Linked DNA regions of Homo sapiens: region 1 is linked to region 2. The links are chromatin loops, found by intact Hi-C in ENCODE. Cell type or tissue: dorsolateral prefrontal cortex. All regions are shown on one strand.

Region 1 (4,000 bases), 68 kb before region 2:
CAGGCTACATCAGGATTCAAAAAGTCCTCAGTTGTCCCGGGGCTCTGTGCCAATCTCTGGGAACAAAGCTGGTCTTTCCAAACACAAATGATATACTTGTACGAGGAACATCTGCCCTCCCGCTGCTATCCCACCCTGGACTATAAGCTTCACAAGGACAACGGCAGTGCCTGTTCTGCTTGCCATTTTACCCCCTGTGCCAAGCACAATGCCTGACACGGATGGGCTCCATCAAACCTTGTTGAAAGAATAAATGAACGAGTCAACTCTGCAATCAGGGCAGTGTGAAAAGCCACATACCCTGTCAGCTACCCAAATAAGGTAACGGGAAGTTTTTCAAATGAAATTTCCAGGATTTAATCCATTGAGCTGAGTGAATCCCCTTCAAAATCACCACTCTGAGACACATATCCATTTCAGCACTGAGGCCACCTACTCTTTTGGTTCTCTTGTGTGTTTGCTGCCTTGTTCCCAAGACAACTCGATATGTCTGCTGACTGCAGAACCTTCAGAGTCTGTTACAGGGCCTCGCATACACATGTGCACATGTGCACACATGCACATGCTCTTGCACACTCACACTCACACATTCTCACAACCTCTCTCCTAGCATTTCTTCCCCAGGAGTAGGAGCTGTCTCTGAGGAGGAGCAGGAGGGCCCTAGGGCCAGGCAGTGGCGGAATGTACACATGGTTTATCTCTCTTCCTGCCAGGATTCTTCTAAAACAACAATCAAATGGACAGTGCAGAAGCCTCCACAATGACGAGCAAGAGGGGAGAGGCAGCACAAAGGCCTGGCACTGCAGAAGGCGGAGGGCAAGGGATTTAGCAAGTGTGGGGGAGGGGGCGGGTTGTGACCTAAGGGGCCCGTGGCAGCCGATACTGAGCAGAGCCCCAGGATCCAGAATCACCAGACACCATTGGGGTGGGGGCGGGGGAGCAAGTGCAAGTTTAGGGCTGAATTGGGTAGACTGAAACAAGGTTCATAAACAAAGTGGTTAGACTCCCAGGTGCCCACCCCAGTTTCAGGTGTATCTTCTGCAGAAAGGAACCCAGCACAGCTCAGGACTCTACAAGCCCGGCAGGTGGGGAAGGAGGCTGGAGGTCAGGAGGAGGTGGGGGAGGAGGTGCAACTTCAGAGTGGAAACGAGGGTAATTGAGTAACCAAGCGTACACACTGAATGGCAATGGCAGGCCCCTCCCTGCCACCCGCGCTTACCCTCCTTCTTGCTTCCAGCCGCCTCCCCTGAACACTGGACACTGAGGGCTTTGTCTCTGGAAAGCGCCAGGGTGGACCAGCCCACGATCTGAGCCAGCTCCCTGCTCGTCGCCCCACTGTGTAGCACACCAGCCAGCAGGCCCCCCACCCACAGGGCTCCAGCCCATGAGCTGGTGCCTCCATCTTAAATCCCAACCCACAACAAAGGGTCACCAGGCACTGGGGACAGGCTCAGACATGACAGAAGGGCCCAAAATAGAAAAAAGGGAGCTTGAAGGTAGCAAAGAGAATAGGGGGAAACAGTGCCGGCTCAGGACAGAGAACCCAGTCTGTAATTAAATCCTCAGAGGGATGAGTGAATAGACTGCAAATACCAAACAAGAACAGAGTATTATGAAAACGTTTTTAAAAAGGAACAATTTGAGGACAATATAAAGAGATTAGAAACTGTAAACACTGGAAGAGAAAGCTGAGGAAATCTTCCAGAAGGTAAAGTACAGAGATGAAGAGATCAATTATAGGAATGAAAACTGAAGGGTCAAGACAACATCCAGCTAACAAAAAGTTTCAGAAAGAACTTTTAAAATAAAAACCGGAGGGGAGGGGGAGCCTCTGTGTTAAAGAGGTCCTGAGTGTTTCCACAAAAGTGGATGAAAAAGACCCACCCCAAAACGAAAGAACCGAGAATCCCACCACACTGGGGATAAAGAAACCACCTTAAACACTTGCAGAGAAAAATAACGGGTCACATACAAAGGGACGGGAATCATGTTGCATCAGACTTCCTAACTGCAACATTAGAAACTAAAAGACAAGATAACAATGTCTTCAAAATTCTGAGGAACTCTGGAATTCCACATCTAAGCCCATTATCGATTAAGTGTGAGGGTAGAATAAAGACCTTTGCCGATGTGCAAGGACTTAAAAAGTTTATCTCCCAGGGGCCCTTTCTGAGGAAGCTACTGGAGGATGCATCAGCAGAACCGAGGATTAAATCAATAAAGGGGAAACCATAAACTCCAGGAAACAGAACCCACACAGCACAGCAGCCAGAGGACAGCAGCACGCCCAGGCCCAGACAGGGAAAGGAAGAGACGTCAGGGCAGCAACCTCTGGGGAGGAGGGGATGTGGAGGGGAGAGCATTTAGAACTGTACTTTCTCGTTCGAAAGAAATAGGGATGGGCATGTGACAACTGCCTTAGAGCATTTAGAACAATGAAAACAATGCACCTAAGGCTATTTGACAAAAAAAAAAAAAAAAAAAGAATCAATTTAAAAATTAAAAAGACATTTTAAGAACGTACTGTGAAAATCAATAGGCACCCGGACAACTCCTCAAATGAATGAAACAAGTCTGATTAATTCCAAGAAAAAAATAAAAGGTTGTATGAGAAAGAACACACACTCCTAATATGTTACTTGATTCAGTGGTATTCAATGTCTGCATTGTAATCTATGTAAACACTAAGCATTAATCCACCAAAAATTGTGATACTGCCTAATGGGAGGAGATTATAAGAGAAGAAAATAATCAAGAAATAAGCAATATAATAAAATTACTTAGAAATATGGAGATAAAGTACTAGAGGGAAAAAAATCTTAAAAAGTGGAAAATAAATGCCTCTAGGAAATAAAAAGGTGAAGGTGGGGAGACAGGGCAGGGGCTGCTATATTTTCTTATGAGCACTCTGATTTTTTAAACTGTGCACGCAGGCATCACTTTGTTAAAGTAAAAGCAAATTTTAACTTTGAAAGAGAGCTGGGGAAATATCTCATGGAAGATAGTATGATAATTCGTTATTTCTTTTAGGCAAGCTGCCGCTATTGCTGCCATCAGGGACATGACTAGCAATGCAACATAATCTCACTCCTAGTTAGCTTGTTAGTGTGTTCCCAAGTGGGTGACAATGTCCAAAGCTGCAAGTCCAGCTGATTCCAGCCTTCCCCACAGCTACAGTCCACCAAAACTGAACATGCAGATGGCTGGGGACGGAGCTGCAGCACCCAGGCAGTCCCTGGGATGGTGGCTGCCAGTGCCACAGAATCGACACAAGGCTCTACAAACCTTTCGGGACCTGGCCCCCACCCCTGTCTCACATAGCCCAGGTCTCTGATTGCTTTCTCTAGCTTGAGTTCAGAGGTCACATTCTGGGCCACTGTGCAGCAGTCACAGAGGATGATGTGCGTTCAGGAAGCCCTGAACAGCCCACTGGACAGTGGGACTGACTACCTGAGGCTGGCCTGTAAGGCATGTTCACTGTAAAGAGACCGCTGAGGTTAAATGTAAGCAGCCTCCCTGGTTCAAGGGACTCCCTTAATCCCTGAAAGATCTGGGGGCCGGAGGCCTGGGAGACAGTTACTGTGAAGACCCTAGGGTAGAAATAAAGTTGTCATATTAAAGGGACAGAAAGTGGGGCTCTGTAACTGGAGCCTGGTAAGATGGGATGAGCGTTATTGACATGTTTATTGGGGCTCAGTTTATAAAGGTAAGAGTGGGAGATGATAAATTTCTAATGATTAGAGGACATCCTCACAATAGAAGACTCAACAGCCATTTGAAACAACTTTGTACACATACACACACTAACACGGAAAGTTCAGGAGAAAGAGTAAGTTACAACATGGTTTATAAAGTACAATACTTTAGTTTGTTTTCAAAACAATTATCTGTATAGAAAAGGATCTAGGCAAATATAAAGCAAAGCATTAACCACTGTTTGGCTCTGCACAGTTGAGATTATGAGTATTTTTAATGTTCTTTTTTTTCCCCTGTATTTCTG
Region 2 (4,000 bases):
AATTTAGTTAAACATTCAACTAAAATAACAACTCTAGACACCTCTCTAGCTCTATCCTTTCTAGTTAGTATCCACTCTAAAAATCTGTTAGAACTGACAAAAGATCAGAAGAAAAAGGAAACTTTGGAAATTAAACAAAAGATTTGTGAATCAATGACGGGTCAAAGCCAAAAGTTCAAGGGCCTTTGGGATGCTTGGGTTGGAAAATGCTCCTTGTCAAAACTCATAGATGGGGCCCAAAGCCTTGATATCATGGAAATTAGAAAGTACCATGCTTACAAATAAACAAGCACAGCAGCTCTACCTATCAAAACTTGTAGGGAAAAGTTTTGCCTGCTGGTCTGCAAAGGAGGGAAATAGTCTTGCCAATCTCTTGGGCCAGGAATGGAAAAAATAATGGGAGTCCAGGGCTAGAGCATGCCCCAGTATAAAGTCTGGAGCCACTGGCATTTACCCTGCAAAATTAGTAAGCAATCTCACCTGGGACCAGAGGAAAATCTTGGATCCCCATGGAGGCAAGCTTGGAACAGCTCTATAGACACAACCCAGCGCTCACAGGAGACCCAGGGAAGACAGGCCCTGCTTAGTGTGAGTTAATAGGCAAAAATTACAGTCCAGGCATGGTGGCTTATGCCTGTAATCCCAGCACTTTGGGAGGCCGAGGCGGGTGGATCACCTGAGGTCAGGAGTTCGAGACCAGCCTGGCCAACGTGGTGAAACCCCGTCTCTACTAAAAAGTACAAAAATTAGCTGGGCGTAGTGGCTGGCGCCTGAAATCCCAGCTACTGGGGAGGCTGAGGCAGGAGAATCGCTTGAACCCGGGAGGCAGAGGTTGCGGTGAGCTGAGATCACGCCATTGCACTCCAGCCTGGGCGACTAGAGCAATTAGACCTCACTGAAATCCTAGGTGCTACAGCCTGACCAAGTCATCTAGTCTCTTTGGGTCTTAGTTTCCCTTGTTTTTTTTGAGACAGGGTCTCTCTCTGTCTCCCAGGCTGGAGTGCAATGGTGCAATCATAGTTCACTGCAGCCTCAACATCCTGGGCTCAAGGAATCCTCCTGCCTCAGCCTCCCAAGTAGTTGAGACTATAGGTATGCACCACCAAGCCCAGCTAATTTTTGTGTTTTTGTAGAGATGGGGTTTTGCCATGTTGCCCAGGCTGGTCTTGAACACCTGGGCTCAAATGATCCTCCCACCTGGGCCTCCCAAAGTGCTGGGATTACAGGTGTGAGCTACTGTGCCTAGCCTCCTCAACTCTTAAATGGGAATAATAATTGCCGTCTGCCCCTTGCAGGCTTGTAGGGAGGAACACAGAAGCTTCCTGTAGAGCCCCAAGCACAGTCTGGGTGGCGTCTTGGCAGGGAGGGCCATGCCCACCCGACAGCCCCAGGCCTTGGGGCGCACAGATTTGTTTCAGCTGCAGAGAAAATGGGTGGAGAGAGAGAAAGAGGTCAGTGTTGGAGGGGTCAGCTGTGCGCTTCCCTGGTCCCGAGACAAAGAGGCCTCTTCATGAAGTCCCCCTCCCAGACCCTTCTGCTTCCTGCACTGCCCGCCCCGGCCCCCATCAGCAGATTCCCTCAGTCCCACTGTTTTGCTTCTGTATCTGGTTTTGTGACAGTTTTAAAGATGTCAACATGCCACAGAGCTCACACTGGAGCCGGCCCAGCCTCAGCTGCTGTCCTCACCGTCATCGTCAACAGATGTTTAACCCGCTGTTCCTCTGCTTTTGTAAACACTCTGTCTCCTTTCAAATCTCAAATTAATATGATCCTTCCCCTCTCCTTTCAAATTCTGCCTTACAGCCACATGCTCAGAGATGGCTGGATTTCAGACCATAGAGAGATGCATGATAGGACCCACATTCACAGGGGCCCAGACAGGGACAGATCCTGTTCGCACAGGTCCCAGTCTCCCTGACCTATAACATCCTGGATTGCAGGCCAACTTACAGACATGGTCAAGTCCACACAGAACCCTGTCGAGGTCTCATAAGCAAAGGCAGCCGAGACCCAGGAGTCCCAGCTCCAAAAATTCACAAGGACAGAGTTCTTTATGGTCAGACGCTCAGACAGACAGACAGACAGACACACAGACTCTGACACAGAAGCACAGATGTGCAATCACACAGTCACAGGGGCCCAGGAATGGCCAAGCATTCACAGACATTGTTGTGGGCCAAACTGTGTCTTTCTCAAAATTCATGTGTTGAAGTCCTAACCCCCACCCACTACCTCAGAATGTGCTGTGTTTGGAGGGAGGGCCTTTAAAGAGGTAATGAAGGTTGAAATGAGGTCACTGGGGTGAGGTCCCTAATCCAGTAGGACTGGTGTCCCTAGGAGAAGAGGAGATCTGGACGCAGACACACACAGAGGGAAGAACGTGAAGACACAGGGAGAAGACAGCCATCTCCACGCCGAGTGAGGCCTTAGGAAAAACCAACCCTGCTGGCAACTTGACTTGGACTTCCAGCCTCCAGAACTCTGAGGAGATAAATTCCTGTTGTGTAAGCCACAGTCTGCGGTCCTTTGTCATGGCAGCCCTGGCAAATGAATTCAGACATGGAGGCCAAGAGACCCTCAATGTCCCCCAGTGTCACCCCAGACCCACTATCGCCTTCACAGCCTTGCACAGAGCCCTGGAGGCAGCATGGACCCCTGCAGACATGAAGCCCAGGGCCACATTTCCCACAGCCCCTTCCTCAGCCTGAGTTTGGCCCAATTTCCTGGTGGCACCAAGATACAAGAGGAGATGGCACCTGGGGGCTTCCTCCACTGGGCAGTGGAATTGTGGAAAATGCTGTGATAATAGCTCACACAGCTGAGTTCCATTTGGAGATCTCAAGGGCTGTGCAAACACTTTGCAGGTATTCACTCATCCAGCCTTCTCAACAACCCTTGGAAGTAGGTACTGTTACCGAAATCCCCATTCAAGAGATGGCAAAATAGAGGCCAGAGAGGTCAAGTAACTTGCCTGAGATCACACAGCCAGCAAAAGCTGAGCTGGGACTTGAATCAAGGCAGCCTGGCTCAAGCCTAGCTCTAAACCATGGGACAATTTGCTACCAGAATCAGAGATAGAGCCAGATTACAGAAGAGTTCAAATCCCCAGTCAAGAAGAAAGCAAGTCGAAACGCTTTCCCAGCCTGGGCGCGGTGGCTTACCCATGTAATCCCAGCACTTTGGGAGGCTGAGGGGGCTTATCACTTGAGGTTAGCAGTTCGAGACCAGACTGGCCAACATGGTGATACCCCATCTCTACTAAAAATACAAAAATTAGCTGAGCATGATGGTGGGCACCTGTAATCCCAGCTACTCAGGAGGCTGAGGCAGGAGAATCACTTGAACCTGGGAGACAGAGGTTGCAGTGAGCCGAAATTGTGCCACTGCACTCCAGCCTGGGTAATAGAGCGAGATTCCATTTAAAAAAAAAATGCCTTGGGGCTGGCAACATAATTTGCAGGGCCCAGTTCCAAAATGAAAATGAGTCCCCTGTTCAAAAAGCAGGAGAAAAGTGCCACCAAAAAAATATTAAAATAAAAAGTTTTCTCCTTTCCTCAGTGGTCTCTCTCTTGACTTATAATGGTTTCAGTTTGCTATGTAATGTCACTCTAAGTAAAAATAAAAAACACATAATTTCAAATTATTAGTACAAGTTTTACTCTGTATTTTACAAAGTCAGTTTTAAATGCAAACATTAGAGCATTTAACTCATGTGCAGAATCACCTAAGTTATACGCATATTTCTTTTTTTTTTTTTTTTGAGATGGAGTTTCGCTCTTGTTGCCCAGGCTGGAGTTCAATGGCAAGATCTCTGCTCAATGCAACCTCCGACTCCCGTGTTCAAGCAATTCTCCCGCCTCGGCCTCCCGAGTAGCTGGGATTACAGGCGCCCGCCACCAATACACGTATTTCATAGCTCACATAGACATATGCATTTTGTCCTCATCAGAACGTAGAAATACTGCACAACACTCACTCCCTGCTTTTATTCCACTTCTAG

The links. Hi-C counts contacts between places; a loop is a spot of excess contacts. Peaks named below come from ENCODE experiments on the same cell type or tissue, not always from the same donor. Only the 100,000 strongest peaks of a DNase experiment are listed, where the experiment ranks them.
Region 1: it touches region 2 in a loop (3-fold over the local background); 15 of 110 quality-filtered maps call a loop at or near these places.

The regions. Positions count from the first base shown.
Region 1 is chr9:126,373,848-126,377,847 of GRCh38, reverse strand. The region is part of intron 2 of MVB12B (multivesicular body subunit 12B); the gene reads right to left. Among named protein-coding and RNA genes, the nearest start is that of NRON, 35 kb to the left of the region's middle. RefSeq lists enhancers at 656-1,260, 1,261-1,866. In dorsolateral prefrontal cortex, a CTCF peak has its summit at 2,272; DNase peaks (open chromatin) are centred at 107, 857, 1,247, 2,284 and 1 weaker place; H3K4me3 peaks cover 1,600 bases; H3K27ac peaks cover 4,000 bases.
Region 2 is chr9:126,305,404-126,309,403 of GRCh38, reverse strand. No RefSeq gene overlaps it. Among named protein-coding and RNA genes, the nearest start is that of MVB12B, 19 kb to the left of the region's middle. In dorsolateral prefrontal cortex, no CTCF peak of the experiment used is centred here; a DNase peak (open chromatin) is centred at 1,553; H3K27ac peaks cover 3,464 bases.